Regions from separate parts of the Mus musculus genome. Here region 1 is linked to region 2. A link is a loop called in an ENCODE intact Hi-C map of the cell type or tissue named here. Cell type or tissue: gastrocnemius. All regions are shown on one strand. Each heading gives the region's core, and the rest is flanking DNA. Links, peaks and the distances in the headings are about the cores only.

The links. A loop is a pair of places that touch in the nucleus more often than their neighbours do. Peaks named below come from ENCODE experiments on the same cell type or tissue, not always from the same donor. Only the 100,000 strongest peaks of a DNase experiment are listed, where the experiment ranks them.
Region 1: it touches region 2 in a loop (6-fold over the local background); 7 of 42 quality-filtered maps call a loop at or near these places.

What each region holds. Positions count from the first base shown.
Region 1 is chr8:71,402,948-71,410,947 of GRCm38, reverse strand. Babam1 (BRISC and BRCA1 A complex member 1) reads right to left here. Exons shown (of 9, transcript NM_026636.2): 8 at 7,886-7,972; 9 at 6,176-6,753. The coding sequence ends at 6,550. Ankle1 (ankyrin repeat and LEM domain containing 1) reads right to left here and starts at 4,936. Exons shown (of 9, transcript NM_172756.3): 1 at 4,851-4,936; 2 at 4,609-4,761; 3 at 4,164-4,269; 4 at 3,975-4,086; 5 at 3,199-3,735; 6 at 2,906-3,077; 7 at 2,124-2,283; 8 at 1,897-2,026; 9 at 406-1,721. The coding sequence starts at 4,912. The coding sequence ends at 1,549. It overlaps Gm39193 (a long non-coding RNA gene), which reads left to right and starts at 4,937. Exons shown (of 2, transcript XR_870504.2): 1 at 4,937-5,072; 2 at 5,229-5,600. In gastrocnemius, for the core only: CTCF peaks have their summits at 4,107 (motif pointing right) and 4,915 (motif pointing left); DNase peaks (open chromatin) are centred at 4,099 and 4,965; H3K4me3 peaks cover 1,438 bases; H3K27ac peaks cover 459 bases.
Region 2 is chr8:71,331,531-71,347,946 of GRCm38, reverse strand. Myo9b (myosin IXb) reads right to left here. Exons shown (of 40, transcript NM_001142322.1): 12 at 14,552-14,693; 13 at 14,116-14,320; 14 at 13,553-13,631; 15 at 8,927-9,040; 16 at 7,148-7,187; 17 at 5,063-5,185; 18 at 4,254-4,334; 19 at 3,747-3,857; 20 at 1,795-1,917; 21 at 17-333. Among named protein-coding and RNA genes, the nearest start is that of Use1, 27 kb to the left of the region's middle. In gastrocnemius, for the core only: a CTCF peak has its summit at 7,136 (motif pointing left); a DNase peak (open chromatin) is centred at 7,105.

The DNA of each region.
Region 1 (8,000 bases), core at 1-8,000, 67 kb before region 2:
TGGGAAAAACATCTGGGGCTGGAGAGATGGCTCAGAAGTTAAGAGGACTGACTCTTGACCTCTTCCAGAGGTCCTGAGTTCAATTCCCAGCAACTACATGGTGACTCACAACCATCTGTAATGGGATCTGATGCCTGCTTCTGGTACATGGAGATAGAGCATTGTATATACATAATAAATAAATTAAAAACAAAACCAAACCAAAAAAAAAAAATCACCTGAAGCTGAAAGAGCCAGTTCAATAATAATATGCAAGTATCAGGGGACCCATGCTTGGGTGATAACCAGAGTAGTACAGGGTTATTAGTGATCACCTATCTGCCCAGCAGTGAATTATGGCTTGAAATAACGTTGTGTGGTAACTGGGGACTACAGAAGGTAAAGAAATACAGCTGCCAGATTAATGCACTACTTACACTATATTAAATGATTCATCTTTCAAAAGACAGTGCAGGGACACTAGTGACATGTGAGTGTGCACTCTCCCACCACAGTCGGTGTGCAAGGACACTAGCGACATGTGAGTGTGCACTCTTCCACTACAGTCAGTGTGCAGGGACACTTAGCGACATGTGAGTGTGCACTCTCCCACCACAGTCGGTGTGCAAGGACACTAGCGACATGTGAGTGTGCACTCTTCCACTACAGTCAGTGTGCAAGGACACTAGCGACATGTGAGTGTGCACTCTCCCACCACAGTCGGTGTGCAAGGACACTAGCGACATGTGAGTGTGCACTCTCCCACCACTTCCCCACAGTCAGTTTGGAACTCTTCAGTGCTGTTTGATCTAAGATGCGCTCCTAGGAGCACAGTGGGGATCCCAGGCTGTCTGGAGTATGGATAGCCATGGGGAAAAGGACTGTCACCACTAACATAAATGTCAATTCCCATTCTGAGGTGCCCAGGCTGGCCTCCAACTAGCAATCCTCCTGCCTCAGCTTCCCAAAGGCAGGGATGATGAACCATCACTACCAGTGCACCTGGATTATCTCTCTTGAGCTCTTCCTTGCATCAGAAGATGAGACATGGAGACAAAGTAGCATTCCAGAGTACCATCTTGGCTTTGTTGTTGTTTTTTGGTTTGTTTTGGGGGACATGGTTTCTCTGTATATCCCCTGGCTGCACTGGAACTCATTTCTATAAACCAGGCTGTCCTTGAACTCACAGAGCTCTGTCTGCTATTGCCTCCTGAATGCTGGGATTAAAGGTGGTGCTCCAGAATAGCTTCTGCTCCTTGGCTTGTTTTCCTCCCGTGATGGGGAGCTCACTACTCTTCCAGAAGCACCATGTATCCCAATGTTCACTCAGCTTGATTAAGAAATACTGTCACATATTTAAAAACACACACATACACGCACACACACGCGCGCACGCACACACACATACACACATACACACACACACACACACACACACACACACACACACACACACACACACACACAAGAAAACACACTGTCCTCTGAAGCTAGAGCTGGGAACAGTTAGGAACCAGCCAGATGCTCAGACACCTTGATGGCTCAGGATTCATGTCACATCCTCAGCATTCAGCCTCGAGCCTGAATGTCCTGAGGCCTCAGCTCTCTCTCCCCCTCAGCCAGGAAGACCAGCAGAGCACGCTGTAGCAGGTGCACCCCCAAACGCCGACGCCGAGAGGGTGGCCAATGGGCAACCACTCCATAGTAGTGCCCTTGTTTCTGGTTGGTCAGTGTCTGGAGACCTGGTCAAAAGAGGTGAGGTAACAGGAGTGACCTCCGCCCCACCCAATCCAACAGCACATTTGGTACTTGGTAACTGTACATGTGAATGAGTTCATGAGTGGACAGCGAGGGAGAGAGCAAAGGGATTCATAGCTCGGATACCTTTCATGTGACCTCTACAAGCCAGACCCCTACCTAGGGCATCCAACAGACAGGCTTCCCGAGTGTACGCTTCCATGGCCACCACATGCTGGAAGCAGTGCAGAGAGATGATGCCCCGGCCACTAGCCCAGATGTCTAAGATCCGGCGAACCTTGGGACAGACCTGGGGGATAGTAGAGGATCAGCTGGGATCCTAAGCTATCTTCCTCCCAGGCCTGAAGGGTGGCTGATGCACCCCAACCCTGTCTCTCATGCCCCACCTGTTTCCTTGGCTGGTCATGGTAGCCAAAGGCTTCCCAGAGGTGGGCATCTGGTCGGGCTCGGGTTCCCTTGCCCACATAGAAGATGGCTCTCACGAAACATTGCAGACACTCAGCCAGTGTGAGGGAAGAGGCTCGGGCCGGCAGGTCCTTCGTCAGCCTGGGGTACAGAGTAGCCCATGTGGGACCCACATGACAGAAGAGAACAGACTTCCACGAGCTGTCCTCTGACCTCTACATGAGCACCACAGTGTGTGAGCACATGCACACAGTCACATGCACAGAACATACAGTGTGAAAAGGAGGGGTGATGATGGCAGACAGGGAGAATGGCCACTGTACCCACTTCCAGGACACCATAAAATGGGTACTCACAGCTAGAACTGACCCCAGACACCAGGCTGGCCTCGAACTCAGAAATCTGCCTGCCTCTGCCTCCCAAGTGCTGGGATTAAAGGCATGCGCCACCACTGCCCGGCCCCAGACACCATTTCTAAAGGAGGTGGCAAACAGAGAAGACTAATCCCTTCCCTAGGTACACACAGTGAATCAAGAGCAAATTCCTACTGTTTGTTGGGGGTTTTTTGTTTTGTTGTTTTGAGTTTGATGTTACAACCCTGACCTGAGATCACAGTCTGATCTTATAAACCATGAGATGGAGGCAGAAACTATCAGCAAGGGGTAGCCCTTCCCCTACCCAACCAGAAAGGAACTTGCAGAGCGGAGTTTTGCTCTGCACAGTCATCCTCTAATTTCAGCCCCTGGCTTTTCTGTCACCATACCTGGGGTCGAGAAGTAGATACGTAAAACTAGACTTTGTAATGCCTTCCCGCCACTTCTTCAAGGGATCCAGCCGCTGAAAGCACTGAGCCAGGGCTTCCTCATCCACCTGGCAGTCAGGGATGGTGCCTGTCCTTAGTGCCTCCGCCAGTTCTTGGCTATGCCCTACATCAGCTGGGGAGGGGAAACGGATTCAGGGTGGAGGACAAAAGCTGGTGAGGGTGGTTTATCTAACAGCCAAGGCAGGATTCCTGGAGTGTAGCCAGACTCTGAATACCACCACCTAAGGACTCACCACGGCTAGCCTGGGCTTCCTGCAGCCGCCGTAGATAGTGTCCTCTGGTGAAAGGTGTGACGGGTCCAGGGCTATAGCCCAGCGCCCGCAGGGCCTGGAGGAGCTGCAGATCCGACATGGGGGGCACCGAACTGTGGGGGTGCAAAGCCCCCAGATCCCCATCACCAGGCAGTACGGGTTTGTCCGTGTCCCTTGCAGTCAATGTCAGGACCTGCGGCTGGCAGTTGGGTGCTCCCTTCCCAGCTGACACAGCCCCACGGGTTACCCACAAGCCAGCCACTAGCTCCAATGCCCCCCCAGGGCGCCCGGGCTGCAGAGAGTCCTCCACTGCAGTGACAAACGAAGCATCGCTGCTGTAGTCTGAGTTCTCGGTGGCCTCAGAGCTCTGGGGATGCACAGCCACCTCTACAGCCTCCACCTCCAGCTCAGCTCTATGCACGTGCAACTCCGAATCTTGAGAAACTCCAGAAGACTCTGCTAAGGCAGGTCCTTGGCATGTTTCAGTTTCAAAGCTACCCTGGGCTACATGAAACGTCTCTGCATATAGATGTATAAATGTATGGATAAATAAGTAATCAGATATAACACAGATATAAACAGGTATGATATAGACATGATAAATGATATAGGTGCGAGATGACTGACAGGTAGGTAATTGGCATGATAGTTATGTGACCGATAAGATAGACCATGGATAGTGATTGACACGATAGATGTACAAACAGAACTGGGCCGGGCAGTGTGGTAGCCCGGTACACCCCCTCAGTTCCTCTCACCTGTGGGTTCTCGGGTCTCATCAGGCTGGGTGGGCGTGTCCAGCTCCTGCAGCACTCGTGCGCAGTTGTGGTGTCGCTGCTGTAGTGCCCAGTCCAAGGGCCTGAGCCCATCCTGTGCAGTCACCGTCAGCAGGGGGCGTCCTTAACCCACCCTCCTGCCACCCATGTGTGCCTGCGCGGGGTACTGACCTGGTCCCGCAGTGTGGGGTCACCTCCTCGGCTCAGCAGCAACTCCAGAGCACCACAACAGCCCCACGCGGCAGCCACATGCACAGGCGTCAGCCCCTCCGCGGACCTGGGATCCCCAAAGACAGAGGAGAGGTGTGCGGCGTTGGTTCCTTTCCTAGGCAGTCTCGCATAGCCCAGGCTAGCCATGAACTCCTGCTCCTCCTGCCTCAGTTCCCCGTGCTGGGATGACCGGTGCCCACTACCATGTGAGACTCTAATTCACGGTCATCCTCTTGCCTCAGTCTCCCAGAGTGCCAGATGACAGTTATGGGACACCTTGTACCCGACCTTGGAAGCAGACATTTCCATCTTAGACCTGACTGACGCCTCGGACCCGGAGCCTGACGTCCAGTGCCGCTGTCCCAAGTCACGCCTACCGCACCCAGGGACCCGGGCCGCGCCTCACCGAGCATTGGGATCCGCTCCCCAGCGCAGCAGCATCCGAAGGCAATGCAGGGCGCGCGGGTGGCTCGCTCTGGCTGCCAGGTGCACCGCCGCAGCGCCATCGTCCAACACCAGGTTGGGGTCCGCTCCGAGGCGCAGCAGCTCCTCCACAGCCCTGCAGGAGGACGAGCACAGTAGACCTCAGACCTCCTGACCACCCGGGGAGCAGAAGGTCGGGTAGCACCCGGACCCGGCCGCCCTCACCGCGCCTCCTCCTCGCGTAGTGCTGCTAGCAGCCTCAGAGCCAAGCATGCAGTATCGGCCATGTCCCATAGGAGTCACCGCCCTCTGCAGTTCAAATTCGCGCGGCAACTGTCTACGCACGCGCAGCCACGCCCACCTCTGCTTCTGGCCCCGCCCCACGCCGATCGGGATTGACTAGCTGCACCCTACGTCCGGAGCAAGCCAGAGGGACTCCAGGGTTTGGTGCGTACATCTGGGATGCCAGGAGAATTACAGCAAATTCCAGGGGAGCTGGGGATAAAGAGCGGGGCCTCTCTTTGTCTTTAACAAAACAAACTCCTGGATACCCCTGACGGACCTCAAGGTATTCAAAAACTTACAGTCATTCTCCTGTCTCAGCCAACCGAGTGCTGGGATCAGACTCCCGAGGAACAGCATGGCACAGCTGAGTTGGCTGTAGCTCTGTGGAGTAGAGCTTTGAGAGGACCAGCGAGACGGCACAGCTGGTCAAGATGCTTGCTGCCAAGTCTAGTGACCTGGGTTCGATACCCAGAACCCACACATTGGAAAGAAGGAACAGGCGGACTTCGACACGTGTGCCTGGGCCGGGAGCCTGCACAAGCACACGCACGTGTGCACATACACATTAATTAATTAAAAAATATAAAGAGCTTCATTTTCCTTATTTGCAAATGGGAGTACAGGGCTCAACACTAAGTGCCCAATAAATGCAAAGGCCAGAAAATCAAGCTGACCTACTTTTTAAATTAACTAAAGTGTGTGGGTGTTTTGCTTGCATGACCAGAAATGGGGCATCGAATCCCCGGAAAGTGGACTTGTGAGACCCCGTGTGGGAGCTGAACCCGGGTGTTCCGCAAGAACAGCTTGTGCTCTAAATGGCTGAGTCATCATAGGCTCCTGGCCTATTTTTTATGCACCGTTTGATCCAGTGCTTCCCAATGCGGGCCCTGCTAACCTAGAACTGGCCTCCTCATGTCTCAGCCGCCTGTATCAAGGTGAGCCCAACTCCCACCCACTGCCATTTTGTTTTCTATAAATGGAGAAGGTGGACAGGTTGAACCTCTGGTCTGACCTGGGGCTGGGGGGTTCCTGGGTTTCCCTTCCTCTTCTAGGGCGCACACCCTATGTCCCCATCCTTGCCTAGGACATCAGGGTTCCAAACCCTAGGCAGTGATTGCTCATGGCGAGACCACATGGCTACACAAGTTCAATCAGATCAGGATACTGAGATTGGGGGTGACAGGTGTCATCAGAACCCACTTCCCACTTGGAGCTGGGACTTTTGTGTATCTAGGAGGTCCCAAATATGACAGCCATACCAGTTCCACTTTCAATAGATCTTCCCTGTTTCTGGAGGACTTTCTGGATAAAAGAACATCTGGAGTGGGTTCTGTAGGATGAAGAGGAGTTTGGAAAGCGCAGTGAACACCAGCCTGTGGGTTACTCGGATACAGCTGAGCCTGAAGCCATACACCACTGCTTTGTTTAGTGCCTGTTTTCTGTGACATTAATAACAGGTCTCAGTGAGCCCAAAGTGACACCAAGGGTGGGCTCAGGGACCTCAGATTTTTATTCCGGTGACAAAAATAGTCCCAGGAAGAATGAATTTACAGTGGACAGAGTGGGATTGAGCATGGGCCAATAATAGTGTGCCTGCGCTCTCCTCATAGGAGGGTGCGGAGATGTCACATGTCATAGTTCACACAGTGGCTTCCTCTTCTCCAGCCTCCTCGTCCTCCTCCAGCAGGCTGTAGCTCGCGTGGGTCTGGCAGGGTCTTTGCAGCGGGTGGGCCAGCAACTTGGCCATGCAATTGTGCAGCTCCAGGGCAGGACCAGCAAGTGCTACCTCATACTTGTAGCTGGCGCCCTTGGTGTCCAGGCTACCCATGAAGGCAAACATGTCCTGTGGAGGCAGTGCGGACTGGTTAGGGTGATCATCAGTGTGGGAGGCACTGCGGGCTGTTCAGGATGATCATTAGTCCTTACAGGCCCTCCCTGTCCCTGGAGGCCTTCCCAGAGGAAGTGACATCTAGAGTGGCCACAAACTATTGCAGTCAGCAACAGTTCCCAGCATTCTATAAGCGCAGTGTGTGGCTTGGAGGCAGCTCAGTGGACACAAAACTACCTCAGAAAGCTCAATGCAGCAGGGCACATTTAAGCCAGAGGCACTCCCAATGCAGGATGGAAGGATCCTGAAGCCAGAGACCAACCAGGGCAGCTGGGGTACAACCAGAGACCCTGCTTCAAGCCAGAGCCAGAAGGGAGGCCAAGGGCAGCTCCCCACAGGAGGACTCTTCTCTGGGTTGGTGTTTCTGTAACCCAGGCTAGCCTCTTGTGTATCAGTTTCCCCTGAGACTGAAACAGTCCATCCTGGAGGAAAGCCCCTGAAGCAGGAAGGTAAACAGCTCCAAACAGCTTCCCAAGTCCCTAAAACTGAGCAGATGCACTAGGCTCCTCCCTGTGCAAACACTGTGAGACCAAACCAGATGGGACACCCTCATATCACAATCCCAGCCTCCGCCTTTCAGGTGTTTCCCTCAAGGTGAAGGGCTAGAGTCAGTGTGTGCACCTGCCTGGGCTTAGTAGGTGTGGAGGTCAGAGTACAGTCTTTGGGAGTCAGTCCCCTCCTCCCATCATGCCAGTCCTGGTTTTAAACTCAGGTCCTCAGCTTGTCTGCAAGTGCCTTTATCTGACCCATGCCTCAGTCATGTAAACTCGACTTCACAGACTTTCGATCCCTCCTACTCAAGATCACACAGCAAGTTCATAGGTGAAGAGACAACTTGGGAGGGGTTGAGAGGGGAGGATACAGCTGGGGAATGTCAGGAATAGGGCGGAGTGCTAGGGATGGTGTGGCGGGGCTGAGCCTGCTCCCTGGGCTGCCAGAGCAGCGGCCTCCCAAGTCCCAATCACCAGCTCAAAGTGGAAATGTAGGGAATGGTTAATGACTGAAGGACTGGATCAATGGCAGGGAGAGGCAGGCCCAAGTCAGATGTCCCGAGATGTCCCCTCCATTCTCTGTGGTGACATCTCACCTTCCAGCTCATATCCTCTTCCTTCTCCTCAGTGCCATTGTGGATATAAACGATGTCGAAGAAGAAGTAGGGACACTGGAACATCTTCTGCAGTGAATGAGAGGTAGGTGGGTGA
Region 2 (16,416 bases), core at 3,997-11,996:
GCCTTGCTCCCCTCACCTCCTGCGCTGCAGGTGGCCACGGCAGAGGCTCTGCAGGCGGATGATGCTATGCCTCTGGTGGTGGTAGGCCTGTCTCTGCAGGTAGCCCCTCCAGGCAGCCTGCAGGTACACAGCTGCCTGCGTCCTTTCCAGTGCACGGCGCACACGGTAAGACCGCCAGCAGGCCTGGATGGTCAAGGCAGCATGCTTCATCTGTACAAAGTGCTTGCGTTCCAGCACCATACGGAACCAACTCTGCAGCTGCAGGATTCTACGCAGGACCTCACCATGCAGCTTCTCCTGCAGGGTCTGACGCTCTGTCTCCTTCAGGAAGACCTGTGGGCAGGGACAGGGGAGAGGTAGTGTGACTGTGGAATCTCACAGACCTCTGTGCAGGAGGGGCCATGAAGCCACCCCCTCCTGTAGTCAGGTGCTACAGCTGTGACTTCAGTGACCTGATATTATGTTGCTTTTGCCAATTAGGTTCTTGTGTAGCACAGGCTGGCTACAAACTCACTATGTAGCCAAGGCTGGCCTTGTACTCCTCTTTCTGACTGCTCAGGTGTGCTCATCAGCAAGAATAGGGATTGTTTAATATATGGAAGTAGAATCCATGTAAAATAGCATTTACCATGTGTGCACAGGCCAGAGGCCCACACCAGGCGGCTTCCATACCTTATGCTTTAAGACAGGGTCTCGCACTGATGCTGAAGCACACTGAGTCGGCTCCTGCCTTGGCTCCACCATCACTGGGATTTCAGGCATGTGCCACCCACCCAGTTTTTTAAAGTGGGATCTGGGGAATCCAAACCTAGGTCCTTATACTTGCATGAATGAATTATACAAGTACTTACTGAGCCATCTCGCCAGCCCTTTCTTTTTGTTGTTTGAGACAGGTCTTGCTATATAACCCAGGTTGGTTGACAGGCATGTGCCACTCCTGACACTTCATATAAGAGAGACCTCAAAGCCAATGGCCTTCCACAGATGGCTTCTATCACTCATGACTCCTCACTCATGCTGTAGTATGTCAGTTTTATTCCTTTTTATGGATAGACCATACTCTGCTTACCTAGTCTAATGGGCATTCCAGCTGTGTTCACTTTCAGATGGTTTTGTACAAGCGTTTTTGGGAACATCTGTTCTCAGTTCTCTTGGGCACACACCCAAGAGTGGAACTCCTGGGTTCCCATGTGACTCACTCTGGGACTGGAATTGTCAGGGAACTAACTACAACTGTGCAGCTAAGTGATGCTTAATGACAGCCACTAACACACTCTCTGAGAGACACAAGGAAGGAACTGGCTTCATGCTGACCTGAGGTCTGGACATGGCTCATCCCTTAACATTCTTGCTCTGGCAACTTGGGTCAATGTAGTGACACTGAGCTAAGGAACCTTCAAGAGGTGGGGCCCAGTGGAAGATGTTGTCTCCATTGGTGCCTCTCAAGGAAGAGATTAAATGTGGTTTTCATGGGACCTGCCGGTTCCTGTAGACTGAGTGGGTGTGAAGGAGCTGGCCTGTCTTGTCATGTGATCCTCCCTCATGTCTCCATCTTCTGATGTCAACTGGAGCCAGGGAGGAAGTGATGCCCTGCCTCCAACTCCCAAAATAGGGAGTGAAAGAGCCCAGTGTGCTACGTACTCAGTCTTGGGTCTCCCATTCTAGTGTCAGAGACAGAGCTTCACTGCAGAGCCCTGGACCCTGTGGAGCACGGTGTGGGGTGCTGATGGAAGTGAGGTCCTACCTGGGTGCAAGTGGGGCGGGAATGGCAGCCAAGAGCATGATGGTGCTTACCTTCGTCTTTCCAATCTGGTAGTTCTGCCTGTCCACCTGCAGCTTCTCCAGCAGGGCAGCAATGGCCTCCCTACAGGGCTGGACATCCTTGGGCAGCAACACCTGGAACTGCTCCGTGAAGTCCTAGCATGTGGCAGGAAAGGACAGTGTAAGCCCTTTGGTAGCTGTAGTCATTCCATGAGTAGGGCCAACCAGGTTCCCTCTCTTGTGTGCAGTGCTAAGGAACATGAGGGTGGAACCTGGGCCTCAGGAATGGTCAGCCCCCCCCCCCCCCCGCGCGCATATGTGAGTACAGTGCTCTTGGAGGTTGGGGGAGGGTGTCAGATCTGGAGCTGATGTGACAGGCAGTCATGAACCATATGTAGGTGTGTGGATCCCAGATCAGCTCCCCTGCAAGCCCAAACTCTGCTCATCACTGCAGAACATCTCCCCATCTCTCTTTTTCTGTGGCTGCTATTCTACTATTCAGTGAAGTTTACATATCAGACAGGCATGTAACATGAGGGCACAAGGCATGACAGGCCAGCACTGTGAAGGATATGTGTGGTCTGAATGAGAACACAGATCCAGCTGGTTCAAGGCTTAGGAGGGGTTTCCTGGGGGTGGGCTCAGGAGCCCCTTGGTGTGCTCCCTGCCTTCCTGATGACACACCTCACTCTACCACTACAGAGCAATGCCTCTGACTCTAAGACCAACTCAAAACCCTTTCCGTTATGGTGGCTTATCGTGGTGTTTATCACAGTCACAGGAAAGTAACTGTGACAGAACTCTAGTTGGTCTCAAGCCAGTGCAGACAAAAGAGTATTTTGGCCGGATGTGGTGGCGCACGACTTTAATCCCAGCACTCGGGAGGCAGAGGCAGGTGGATTTCTGAGTTCGAGGCCAGCCTGGTCTACAAAGTGAGTTCTAGAATAGCCAGAGCAACACAGAGAAACCCTGTCTCGAAAAACCAAAAAAAAAAAAAAAAAAAAAAAAAAAAGAGTATTTTGTTACTCTTTTCCCCATATTGCTATGTGTATCACAGTTTTGTGTCTGGATGCACAGCCATGTGCACAACACAGAGGGAGGCCCAAGGCTGTTGCAGGGAGTCATCCTCCTTGGCTTTTTTACCTTATTCTTTGAGGCAGGGTCACTCAAACCCCGAGCTGGTCTCAATAGCAGGGTTGCTATGGGGATCCTTGACTTGGCTTTCTGAGGCTGGACTTGCAGGTAAGCTGGGGGTTTATGAGGGGTCAGGACTCTCTACTTGAGCACTTACCTACTAAGGCATTTCCCAGCCTGAGTGAGGCATTTTAGTGGTGGCAGTGGCACTGCATGGCCGACTGTGGCTAGGACAACACTTCCTACCCCATGTTCATCCATTGACCCACAGCCCCAGCCACTACATGTTTTTGTTTTGTCTTGAAAGCCTCATTCTGTCTCTCAGGCTGGCCTGGAACTCACAGTAAGCAAGCTTCCTGCCTGCCTTTCTTGAGGGCTGAGACAAGAGCTGCCATGTCCAATGGATATGTGCCTTTTAAGTAAATGAAGGCAGAGCAAGGGTCCTGCCTGTTCCTGGGCACCACTGACCATAACACTGTTAGAATCGCTCTCACTGGGGTCAGGGAGATGGAAGGCTCAGTAGCTAAGGTGCTGATGGCCAAGACTGACAACGTGATTTCAAGAGCCAGGACCCATATGGTGGGAGGACAGAGCCAACTCCTGCAAAGTTGTCCTCTGATTGCCCCAAATGTGCTCTGACCCGTGTGTGTATGCATACACATATACAAAATAGATTTGAACAAATAAACCCAAAACATGTCAAAACATCAGGCTAGAAGATGCTCAGTCAAAGGCACCTGTGACTTTGAGGATTGGTGTCAGCTCATTAATCTTCAGGTTTGGTTGTGGAAGCCAGGACTGCTGAGGAGATCTGCACTGCAGGGCAGAGGGAGCAGGTGTGGGTGGCCTACCTGGAAGGTGTACTTGGCGCTGTAGCCAGAGCGTCGGATGCGCACAGTCTCTAGCATGCCTGTGTAGCGCAGTTGCTGCAGCACCAGTTCATCATCAAAGCAAAGTTCCTTCTGCAAAGGAACAGAATGCTCAGAGGCTCTGTAGGGTCACCAAGTGGGCCATCTCCTCCAACCCTAACTCAGCACCTGGCCACCTCTGGTGGCTAAAGCTTCTTCTACCTCAATCTTTCTTTTCTTTTCTTTTGTTTTTTGAGGCAGGATCTCATGTAGCATAGGCTACTCTATATTCTTTCTATAGCCAAGGATGATCTTCAACTTCAGATCCTCAGTGCTGGAATGGCAAGTATGTACCATGGTGCTGTGGATGGCCCCTGGGGCTTCTTGTGGGATAGAGGTTCTCGCCACTGGGTGCTAGTCTCAGTTCCTGCCCCCAGCCTGGGGCCAAGGTCTGACCCCTTCATATTCCATGGGACCCACAGGGTCCTGCACTCATTGACCTGTACTTACCTTCTCGGCATTGGAGCGGATGCAGCGGATGAAGAAGGGCTCGGCCTTGCCCAGTGCCTCCAACAGCTTGTTAAGAGATGTCTGGAGGAAGAGGGAATACACATGGAATTGCTGACCCGGTGCGCGGCCCAGTGGGGAGGACTAGGACACCACTGCTGCATGGAGCCGACCAAAGGTCTTGCAACTCCATCTGTAGGGGGCCCCATGGCTGACCAAAGACTCTTTTGGGGTGGGGGCTACACAGCTGCCACTTTGCAGGGGTGAAGCAATAGTCAAGACCTCAGTGCATCAGCCTTGGAGGGGAATATGGAGGTAGCTGCTGTCTCCCCTTCCTTTCTTTTTCTATTTCTGCAGGGCTGGGGCTGAATACATGCCAAGCAAGCACTTTACCCTAAGTTATATCTTCAGCCTCCACAGATCAGTGGGAGAGCCTGAGCTCCATCCCCAGCATCGTAAGAAAAAAGATATAGCTCACACTTGAGAGACTAAGGTAAGAGCATTATTGACTATCTGAGACCAACGTGGAGGACCTGAGACCCTATTTCAACAAACAACAAAAATGTTTCCGAGTTTCCTGGAAGTTGGGGGACAAGGAGGGGAAAGAAAAAAGATAATTATGGCCTCAGAACATGGCTCAACAGCCCTGGTGACTGACTTGCTAACTAATGATTTCCTTCTTATCTTGGTGGTTTTCAGACAGGGATGATGTTGTACCTAGGGCACATAATTAATGTCACATACCTGTAAACACATTTTGGGGCCTGGAATAGCACTGACTAGGAGGGGCCCTGCTGAGCTGCAACACCCACCTGGAACTGTGCACTGATGCTAGGTGGCTTCTTCTTTTTGTGCAGGTGCAGCAGTGACTTGGTAGTTCGGTCATGCAGTGTCATGCTGATGATGAGCCTCAGGGACTTCGAGTCCAGCAGGTTCTAGGACAGACACACAGGGTTGGGCCTGCTCCCCACAACCTACAGGGGCCGCTGGCTCCTGGGGAGAGCATGGCCTGGATACAGGCCACTGCCTGCCATTCCTGCTCCTCCACACCCCTCACCTTCAGGACAGGGACCAGGGTTCAAGTCCATCAGATCTCACATGCCAGCTTGAGCTGGTGACAGACAGGACCCACCACATCTCCCATGGCAGTAGGTCAGGATAGGGGCCTGTCTAGATGAAGGTCTGTTATACCACAAGCCACCAGCTCCCAGGACATATGGATTCCATGCCTTTGTACCCCAAACTGAAACCAACATGCTTTCAAGTCAATGGTGATTTTCCTGCCCAGGGTGGCCTCAAGCTCCTCATCTCCATCTCCGTCTCCCACATGCTTCCAGGCACATGCATAGTGGTTGCTACACTTGCATTCGACTTTTCATTTATGGGACAGTTTTGCTCTGTAGCCTTGCCTGCAACTAACAAGTCCCCTGCCTCATACCTTCCTAAAGGAATAACAAACATCTATCACTTGCATACCCAACCTTTTACTTTAAAAATAAAACTTTATTAAAAAAAAAAACGGTATTGTATATGTGCATGTGCAGAGGCAGAGAACCACTTGCAGGAGTTGGCTCCCTTTTTCCACCATGTGGGTCCTGGGGATCGAACTCAAGTGGTCAGGCTTGGCAGCAAGCACCTTTTCTCTCTGAGACATCTCATCAGCCCTTATATGATAAGTCTTTTGGGCACACACATACGGACTTACAAGGATTAGTGATATTGTATCAGATTACTTGAAGGTTATGAGTCTAAGGTGAACACATTCCATACATAAATTGCATCCCATCCCAAACACCTCACTGTACATATTTAAATGTCTCAGAATGCTTAAAAACTGTCAAGAATCTCAGCTGCTTCTGGTCTACAGAATTTTGGACCAGAGTTATGCTATTTTACATTTGTTTTACAAACAAACAAACAAGCAAAATAAATAAATAAAACCAACAAAACCTCCATACTGCACCTGTTTGCTCTTGATGACCATAGCTATTAGGCTTGTCTCCAGGTTCCTGGACAAGTGAGTGCCCTATACCCTGTCACAGACTCTCATGTCTCATCCTTATTTAACACAGCACAGTGGCATGCACAGTGAAGTCACTGTGTAGGGCCTCTAAGTCCCCCAGAGAAGGTTCGGAGCCTGTGCAGGATGTGCCTGGGCTCTGTAGACAGAGGGTGCCTGCATACCCCATTGCCCAAAGGTCCTGGGAGCTTCCCACTGTGAACACTGAGGGGAGATAGTGTCTAAAACTAGACCGAGAGTCTGCAGGGCACTCCTGCCTGCCCAGTCCTGCACAGGCAGCACTCGACTCGTGCTGGGTGGCTTGTGGGAAGCACCAGTTCTGGGGTGGGGAGGACCCTTCAGGGGTCAAGTTGGAGCACTAGCAGGGCAGACTTGAGATGAGAGGAGCCTGGCTCCTTCCCCCACTTGCTTTGCAGCTTCCTGAGAGTGTCTCAGCTGCTCCTGGGCAAAGGAGCCCATGAAGGTCCAACTCTGATGAAACCCCAAATGACTACAAGGTCACACACAGTAAGGAAAGGGGTCCGATTTCAGTGCTGGGAACCCAGGGCTGATAAAGGCTAAGCAGGGGTTGCATCCCCCCACCCCGACTGGGGGACTCCTAGACAGAGGATCTATCCCTGAGCCACATACCTCCAGCCCCTCACTAGGAGATACAAGGTAGGCGCTCCACCCCTGACCCACGCCCCCAGTCCACTCACTGGAGGATTCTAGGCAAGGGCTCCCCACCTGAGCCACAAGTTTTGTATTAGAGGGAGAGTTAGCTGGAGAAGGAAAGAGGTCCCAGAAGCTCAGTGATTCTCTCCCTCCTCCCTGTCTCAGAGTGACTTGAGAAAGGTCAAGCCATGTGTGATGGCGCCATCTGCAGGTGCAGGTTTACCTTGGGAATGATCTGCTTTTGTTTGATACCTTTACTCTTCCTGTCAAAATATTAAAAATGGTGTGAATGTGAGGGTAACAGGGCTGGGGGTCTTGTTAGTTCAGCAAGCCACGCCTTGTGGGTTAGATTCAGAGAAAGAGAGAGAGAGAGGACAAATGCAGCAAGACCGCCACTGACTCCCTAGCCTCCCGAGAGCCTTCCACACTGAGGGTTCTGCTCCATCTGAGGATGCAGAATGTGCTCGAGGCTCCAGGTATATGCAGCAGTGAGAAAGTGAACCAGCAGCCAAGCACACAGCACCTGAGGTGCCCTGATGCACTGAGCGACTGACCCTACTCTGCTATGTCAGCTTTCCACTGGTGCAGCAGAGACCTACAAAGAACAAGGCCTACTGGCTCCTCATGTAATCGTCTTCAGGGCATTTATTATTAGTATGCTATGCTGAGGATGGAACCCAAGGCCTTCCATGTACTGAGAAGATGGCCTGCCTCAGAGACACACCCAGCTCTGGGGTTTCTGATGCTGGAAAGGAAAACCGAGGCTAGACCCCTGTTCCAGGGCTCTGGTGGTCTCACAGTGGAATTCTTTTAAGAGACAGGGACTCATGTATACCAGGCTGGCCTGTATGTGCTATGTAGCTGAGGGTAAGTGAACTCCTGATCCTCCAGCCTCCAGCATCCCAGTGCCAGGATGACAGGCATGCAATACCTCCTTCCCACCCCACCCAAATCCTCCTGCCTTCGCCTTGTTCAGGCTGGGTGTGCTTGGGCAAGTGCCACGGTATCTGGGTATGGTGTGGAAAGCTAGAGCACACAAGAACCCTGCTCACCATGCATGTGGCCAGGAGCTTTCAGGCCTTAGGGCTGTGAATGCTAAACCTCTGCTGTCTCCAAGCCACACCCCAGCCCTTAACTGCATCTCAATGTGGGTTAAAAGAAAGCAACAGAGAAACATGCAAAAATCACGTTTGGATACGGTGGCAAGTACCTGCAGCCCCAGCTGCTCCTAGAGCTGAGGCAGGAGGATTCTCCGAAGATTTCTTTTTAAAGTATGTATAAATATGTGCACACACACGAGTGCAGTGCCCATGGAGGCTAGAGGAGGGGATCCTCAAGCTGGAATATCAGGAAGTTAGTCAACACTGTTGCTAGGAACAGAGGAGCAAGTGTTCTCACGTGCTGAGAGATCATCCACCTGGAAGCGGATCTTTGAGCCAGAGAGTTGGAGGCCAGCATGGACAACATGGTGAGACCTTGGCTCCAGGGTTGGGTTGGGGGAAGGACCAAAAAGTCAGGCTCCTTGGGCACAAGTGCTATTCTCAACCAGACTGTGGCTGGTAACTGTGGGTGCCCTGACAGGTCACCTCAGTGGTGCTACATCAGCATAAGGGGTCTTGAGACTTATCATCCCCTTTCAGAGAACTATGACAGGGATGGAGTGGGGCACCTGCCTACGATTGGTCCCAGCTTTACATGCTCCTTGCTTCCATGGGCTTCACAACAAGGTCAGAGCAGGCAAAGGCCAGGCAATGGAGGCTTGTGCTCTGCAAGCTGGCCAGGGAGGAAAGGACTTGGTCAGCACAAGAGCAGGAATCTCTTCAGAGGAGCACTGCTCAGCTCAGGGAGCTGGCAGGGACATTAGGGCAGGTCAGCAGCAGCTGGCTGAGGGCTGAACTGTGAGGCAGTGCTAGGGGTGGGATGAGGGAGCGTTAGTGGCCAATCATGTGAAGGAGGAGCAGCCAGTGGTGGCTGCTGCACTGGCAGGAGCTGGGGGACTCACAGGAAGGAGGTGCGGGGCTTCTGGAACAGACTGAGGGACTGGAGAAGCCTCCTCGGGTCCTCGCCCTGCCATGGCAGTCCTTTGAGGCTCTTGATGATTTGGTTATGCAAATCGCTGGGGGACAGAAGGGGACCCAGTGACAGAGAGAAGAACAGTTAGAACGTATCCCGCCACCTGGGGCTCTAGTGCCCATCAGGGTGTCCTAAGGCCACAGTAGACAAAACATGCATTTGAGGAAGGGGAGTGTGGGTGACCACTATGTCCTTCCTGAGGGAGAGGACTGGGTCAGGAACATCTACTGTCCCTAAGCTCAGGGGACCATGGGCTTATGACAGGACCCTGGCTGGCCTAGATCTTGATATAAGAACAGGCTGGCCTTGAACTTACAGAATTAACATCTGCCTTTTCATTCATTCATATATATATATATACATATATATATACATATTATTTTTAAAGAATTTTATGTGTGTGTGCACATGTGTGTATATGAGTGTGTGTGCATGATCATATACATGGGTGGTTGCATGTGCACAGGGGCTAAGTTATACTAGAGGCCAGAGAGGATGCTGTGTGCCTCAGACCTGGAGTGACTAGCATTTGTGAGTAGCCCATGTGGGTGCTAGGATCTAGACTCTAGTCCAACAGCGAATGCTCCCAACTGCGGGCCATCTTTCAAGTGTCATGGTCTTCTATTTTTAAGTGGCTTTAATTTATATCTTGGGAGACACGTCACAAACTCTGGAAGTCAGAGGACAGCTCCAAGCAGCCAGTTTTCCTTCTATCATGTGGGGACTTGGAGAGCAAATGCAAGGGCATCAGGTGTGGCAGCGAGCACCTTTCTCCTGAGCTGTTCGGCTAGCTGGGATCTTGTATGATCTTTGTAATTTGTGTGAAATTGGCTGGGTCTGCAGAGCATGGCTCAGACTTGACTCCCTGGAAGCCCATAGAGTCCCTCATTGTCTGGTACTTCTCAGCTGGTGACCAGGCTTCCTCTTTCTAGCCCCAAGGGACCAATCTGTGTCCAGACATGGGGACATTTGACTGTTCTTTCTAGGGTTTGGTACTTTTTGGCACGAAAAATTTATTTTAACTACGTGCATAAGCATGTAGATATGTATGGGATTGTGAACACGAGTGCGGTGACCATGAAGACTGAAAGAGAGGGTCAGAACACTTGGCAATGGAACTACAGATAATTGTGAGCTGGCCCACGAGAACACTGGCAGGTGGGTCCTCTGCAACAATACCGAGCCACTTCTGTGCCCACACGTTTGCCAGCACGGTGCCCAAGGCCCACACATCCTGGGCAGCTGCTCTGCTACTGAGCTTCGCCCTGATTCTCACTTGCTCTTCAGTATTTACCTATATGTTTGTGCGCATGTGTCTGAGGGTGCGTGTGTATGTGCATGTGTGTGGGCACATGCATGTGTGTAGATGCATGTAAGTGTGTCTGAGGGTGCGTGTGTATGTGTTTGTGTCTATGTGTGCATGTGACAGTGCATGTGTGTGGGCACATGCATGTGTGTGGATGCAGGTATGTGTGTGTGAGGGTGCATGTGTGGAGGTCAGAGAACAACTTGCAAGAATAGGTTCCCCTCACCATGTGAATTCTTAGATTCAAATGAGGTGGGTTAGCCTTGTGGCAAGCACCTTTACCCATTGGGCCATCTTGCCAGCCTCATTCCCATTATTTTAAAAGCATGTTTAGGCTCTGATAGTTGGCCTGAAGGTGGCCCTGTGTGCAGCCCCATACTGTGATACATGCACCATGCCTCGTGCCCTGATGGATGCCATACTTACCTCTGTCCCCTCGCCCTCCAGGGAGGCACAAGAGCAAAAAACGACATGGGTGACACTGGGTTAATGGGTCCCTTTACTTGCTGCACAGCCTTCCTGTCTAGAAAGCTCAGAGCAGGGGCTCCTACCAGCCCCACATATGCCCTGACATGGCCAAATGTGGCAGTGTGTCCCCAGGAAGGATGCTGCTCTGAGCTCCCAGATGGTGGCCCTGGCCTGTGCCTCCCTGGTCTTGGTGCGAAGGCTGCTACTTACTTCCTGCTCTCATAGAAAGCCATGATGTCCTCAAAAGCGTTAACATCCAGCTCCTCAGAGCGCTCAAAGGAGAAGTCTAGCCCTGTGCAGCTGCAAGGGAGAAGCTCAGTGAAGCCAGCAGACACACAGCACTGACACAGCTTGGCCAGGTATGGGCCACTCACATGGAGAGACACTGTGTGGTTTGAGGCCTCTCCTTTACATGGGTCCTCCAGGCTCCTAACTCCTGATTTGGTTTAGGACCCTGCTCAGCAGCCCAGATGGACTCAGTCACAACCCTTCTGCTTTAGGCTATTATTGCATAGCTAGGAGACAGATGTGTACAACCAGGCCTGCCTTGACAGTTTCCATATCCAAGGGACCTGCCTTGCTCCAAGGCTGCTGGGACATGGCTTTCCTGACTTGGAACTTCCTCTCTGGCAACTGTCGAGCATGGCTGATCTGCCACATGCCAAGTGATATTCAGGAAAGTGAACCCAGAGGCTCATTTGTTTGAGGCAAGCGCCACAACACAGATGCACACTCCCAACTTTTTACTGTCTGCAGGGTCTCCCTCTGCAGCCCAGGTCAGCCTTGGTCTTTCAAATCTTCTGTCTCAGTCCCACAATCAGCTACAATCATAGGCTGGCACTCCTGGCTCAGCTCATAAACACTTTTATACCCTCCTGGTACCAAGAGGAGGGCCTAGGTCACTGCCTAGGCTCACTAAGTGCCTCTTCAATGACTGTGATGGAAAAACTTAGCAGAAGCTACTCAGCTGTCAAGAGAATGACAAGAGAAGAAGGATCCCTGCTCTTCTCAGGCCTGGAGGCAGAGTCCAGTAGGCTCATAGTGACGCCTCCCTCTTTTCCTCGGTGTGTTACTCTGCAGCCTCAAAGGTCCCTTACCCTCCTCAAGCCAGGGGACTGAAAACATCCTCTTGTTGGAGACATCTCCACATTAAGCTCAAAATGCCTGGGACTCCTGATGACAAAAAAGAAAAGCCTGCCAGGGGTACCATGTTTCAAAATGCGAGGTGATGGCCTCTTGTGAGCCCCAGTATGAGTGAGTACTGAGAGGTCACAAGACCTGTTTCTTTGGCGCAAGCAACTCGTGATGTCATTTCTGCAATTATTCTTAATACTTAATATTTCCTTTATCTATTTGCTATTCCTTTCCTTCCTTCCTTAATTAAACCAGTATTTAGTGACCTGAAAAAATCTAAGAGAAGCCTGCTTAATATCTAAAAATTATATGTTGCTAATATTAAAGAGGCCATTCATAAATTCAAAAAAATATTACAATCACTCGCTCTGAATAAAAATAAAAATAACCTAAAGCTAGAAGCAAAAATAAATAATTCTGCAGCTGTTCCCCCAGTCTTAATCTCAATTCTATATAATTAAGTATTTTTATTATAAAATTAAAAATTAAAAATAAAATAATTAATTAAAAATAAAATAATATATAAATATTTCCCAAAAAATTAGCAATGGGTTCCTTAAATTTAAAAACAATGGTAGCAGCCCCCTAAAAATTCTCTATATAAATTAAATAAAACTATTTTTATAAACAAGCAAGTAGGGCCCAAAAATTATAAAAACTGCAGGGTCAGCAATGTAACCTTATGTTTGCCCTTTTATATAACCATAAATACTAACTTTATAACCACAATATTGCTGCCCCAACCTCACTAAAAACTAATAATCAAAAAATAATGCTTGCTATAAAATTTTTATATAGAAAATTATGTAATTTCTTTTTTCTGTTCTAAATCTATTTTACTCTATATCACAAAAGATGTTAGCACACACAAAAAAAGTGTTTACCCACCCCCCCTATAAATTTTATAACCCAATTTTCTTATATAATTTCATATAAAAGTAGGGCTAAATCAAATCTATATAAGCACCTTAACTCCCAAATTACAAAAGCTCACATGTCAATAAGTCAATTCACCAGCTTGTCAGCAGCATTATATCTCAATTGTGTTCTTATTTGCCTACCAGGTATCCCTAATTCTTTTTTTTTTTTTGGTTTTTCGAGACAGGGTTTCTCTGTAGCCCTGCTGTCCTGGAACTCACTCTGTAGACCAGGCTGGCCTTAAACTCAGAAATCCACCTGCCTTTGCCTCCAAAGTGCTGGGATTAAAGGCGTGCGCCACCACTGCCTAGCGCCTCTCTACTTCTTGGCCTTTGTATGGCAAGCAGCCTCCTGCCTCAGGGATTAAAGGGGTGCGCCCTGCTGGCCTTGAACTCAGAAATCCGCCTGCTAAGGGATTAAAGGCGTGCGCCACCATGCCCAGCTGGTATCCCTAATTCTTAACAACCCCCAACTCCTGTCAAGGCTAAACCCCCGGCATCCTCTGTGCTCACTATTCCTCCCCAGTGCAGATGCCATCCCGGGACCCGCCTTTTGGGGTACAGAAAGGCCCAAGCAAGGGCTTTTCTGTTCTGGGTCTTTTGAGTCCATTCAGCCACTTGAGGGCTTACTTGGCCATAAGGACCCTGGTTGACAGTATAAGACTCCACAACAGTATAAACAATGACACCTCACAGGGTTGGGGGTGGAACAAACTGAAGTCTCGCTCACCGGTACAGTTTTTCTGAAGGGGTACTGGCTCCTCTTGGTAGCTCTTCCATGTGACTTCGAGTGGCAGGGCTACTTATACCTGCTGGGGACAGAGTGAGCATACACTGTTTGGCAAGGTCTCCCACAACACCAAGCCTGTTACTTCTGTGGAATAAGCAGTCAATTCTTTTCTTCTTTTGAGAAAACTGGAACTGAACTCAAGACCTTTTACATGCTATGCATGCACTCTATGCCAATCAAGCCCCAGCCCCTCATTGGGGGACTCTACCCCTATGCCTTGCCCTTGAGCCTCCACTGGGGGAATCCTAGGCAGTGTCTCCACCCGAGTCATGCCTCCAGTTCTTCACTGGGGAATTTTGGGCAGGGGCACTACTTGCTGAGCTGCACCTCAGCCCTCTTTAGTCTTGGAAACAGATTCTCACTAACTTTTCAATCTGGCCCCAAAGTCATGATTGTGCTGACTCTGCCTCCCAAGCAGCTTTAGAATGAGCTGCAACTGTCTGTCAACCATGTTGTTTGTTTCCAGGGTTGGCACCAGGGAGGGCAGCTCTTTCAGTCCCTACCTGCTGCCTTCTCCGCTCTCTCTGCACGCAGGCGCCCAGCCTCCCGCAGCACAGCCATGGCCCTGATGGCTGCTCGTAGTACAGCCCAGCGGAACACAGCTACCGGGTCCATGCCAATGAGCTGGCGCACATAGGAGCTGTCACTGCCCCTTAGCAGTGCCACGATGTCAGGCCGCATGTAGTCCATGTTCTTCTCCCGGAAGTCCTGGTGAGGTGGAAGTAGTTGGTCACCCCTCAGAGCTCATAGATGCCCCAGGAGTAAAGGGCTGACAGGGTTGTGCCCAGATGGGTCTCAGTAACACTCTGTAGTCCTGGCTCGTATTCAGGTTTGGGATGATTGCAAGCACCCCAGAACATGTTGTTCCAACTGAGTAACAGCAAAAGGTCAGAGAATAGTGTGGGCACTATAATAGTGTGGGAACTGGGCAGAGCCTACCTTGATCTGGTATTTCACTCTGCCCGCGAAGTGCTGGATGATGAAGGCGGGCTCCAGGACTGGTGTGCCCAGGAAGTACTTATTGTCCTCATGCTGCTGCTTGAACTTGGCCAGCAAAGTGTGGCTTGTGGCATGTGGGAAGCTGTGGATAGGAGTGGACACACAGACACACTCAGCTAAGAGCCCCTGCCCCCTCACACACACACTCTCACATACTTCTGGCATGTGTGGAGGTCAGACAGCCTGCAAGAGTTGGTTTTCTCCATCTACCACGTGGACCCTGGGAATTGAACTCAGATCTTCAGGCTTCCTGGCAGTCACTGTTAACTGCCTGAGCTACTGAGCTGGCCAACTGTAAGCTTCTCATCCATGTGGCAAATGTGGGACTACAGGGTTAACAAAGTGTTGGGCCTCCTTGCCCCTTGTTTACCCTGATAGGCTGTCTTTGCTTTCCCCTACACTGTTGACCAGATTTGCTGGCTTCTCTCAATCTTTTTTTTTTTTTAAAGATTCATTTATTTATTATATGTAAGTACACTGTAGCTGTCTTCAGACAATCCAGAAGTGGGTGCCAGATCTTGTTACGGATGGTTGTGAGCCACCATGTGGTTGCTGGGATTTGAACTCAGGACCTTCAGAAGAGTAGTCAGTGCTCTTAACCACTGAGCCATCTCTCCAGCCCCCAGCTTCTATCACTCTTTCATGCAGCATCTCAGATTCCACACTGGAACCTCTAGCTTTAGATCCATGTGTACCTGGACAAGTGCCCTGGAGCTATGGCATCAGGTTCCTGCTCCCCACAGGGAGCATGAATATGGTCTAACAGGTGAAGCCAGGCTCTGTTCTGCCCCTGGAGGGAGGCAGATGGAGCAAGCAAGAGGTTCCTTGTACCTGGCTATTTTGCCCCCAGGGAGGGAAACACTGCCCTGGCTTTTGGCACACATTGTTGGCCCCAGCCTCACTATAAACACAGGCAGTGCCAGATGTGTGGCAGATACTTGGGGCTCCATAGCTGGGTGAGGAAGGAGGTCTGTCTGGTAGGGGAGATACAACCACTCAGGCTGGGAGTTGGGCCCTCACTGCCTTTGCCGCATGCATGCGCGCGCACACACACATGCATACATATACACAAACAGAAAAGAAAAAAGAAAAGGTTGCAGTGATAAATGTTAACATGGCTGTTTCAGGAAATTCAAGTCAGAGCCAGTGAGAAGGCTCAGCAAGTGAGTGTAATCGTGGCTAAGCTTGATGATCTGAGTCTCAGGAAGCACGTGACTGAAGGAGAGAAACAGGTCAACAAAGAGGTTTTGAACTTCTGCATGCAGTGGACACCTGCTGCCCCTGCTGCCCAACAATACACCACACCTGATAAATGCACCGAGCCTGACTCGTGACTGCCCTATCACAATGCCTGTAGCAGGTAGCCACAGCACCTGCTCCTAGCTGTTTTTCTCAGGTGCTGCAGACAGAGCGGAGCTTGTGCAGCTGCTGGTTAAGTCTGGCCCCTTTTCTCCTGTCTGAGCTCTGCTTCTCTGGGTGGAGATGTGGCCTAAGGTACAGGGTCTGCAGCAGGGTGCTAGGACTCTCAGGAGTTGGGTCTTGTGGGAGAAGTCAGGATGCTGAGGATAAAAAGCTGCAGGGGATTCTGGGACTCTACACCTTCTCTTGGTTCCTGTTTTTGAGACAAGGTCTTATGTGGCCCAGGCTGGCCTTGATGTAAGATGTACCCAAGAATGACCTTGGATTCCAGATCCTCCTGTCTCCATCTCTCAGGTACTAGAAGGACAGGTACATTATGTGGTGCTAGGGATGGAACCTAGGGCTTTGGCCACAGCAGGCAGGAGCTTCACCTGCCTGCTCCCCCA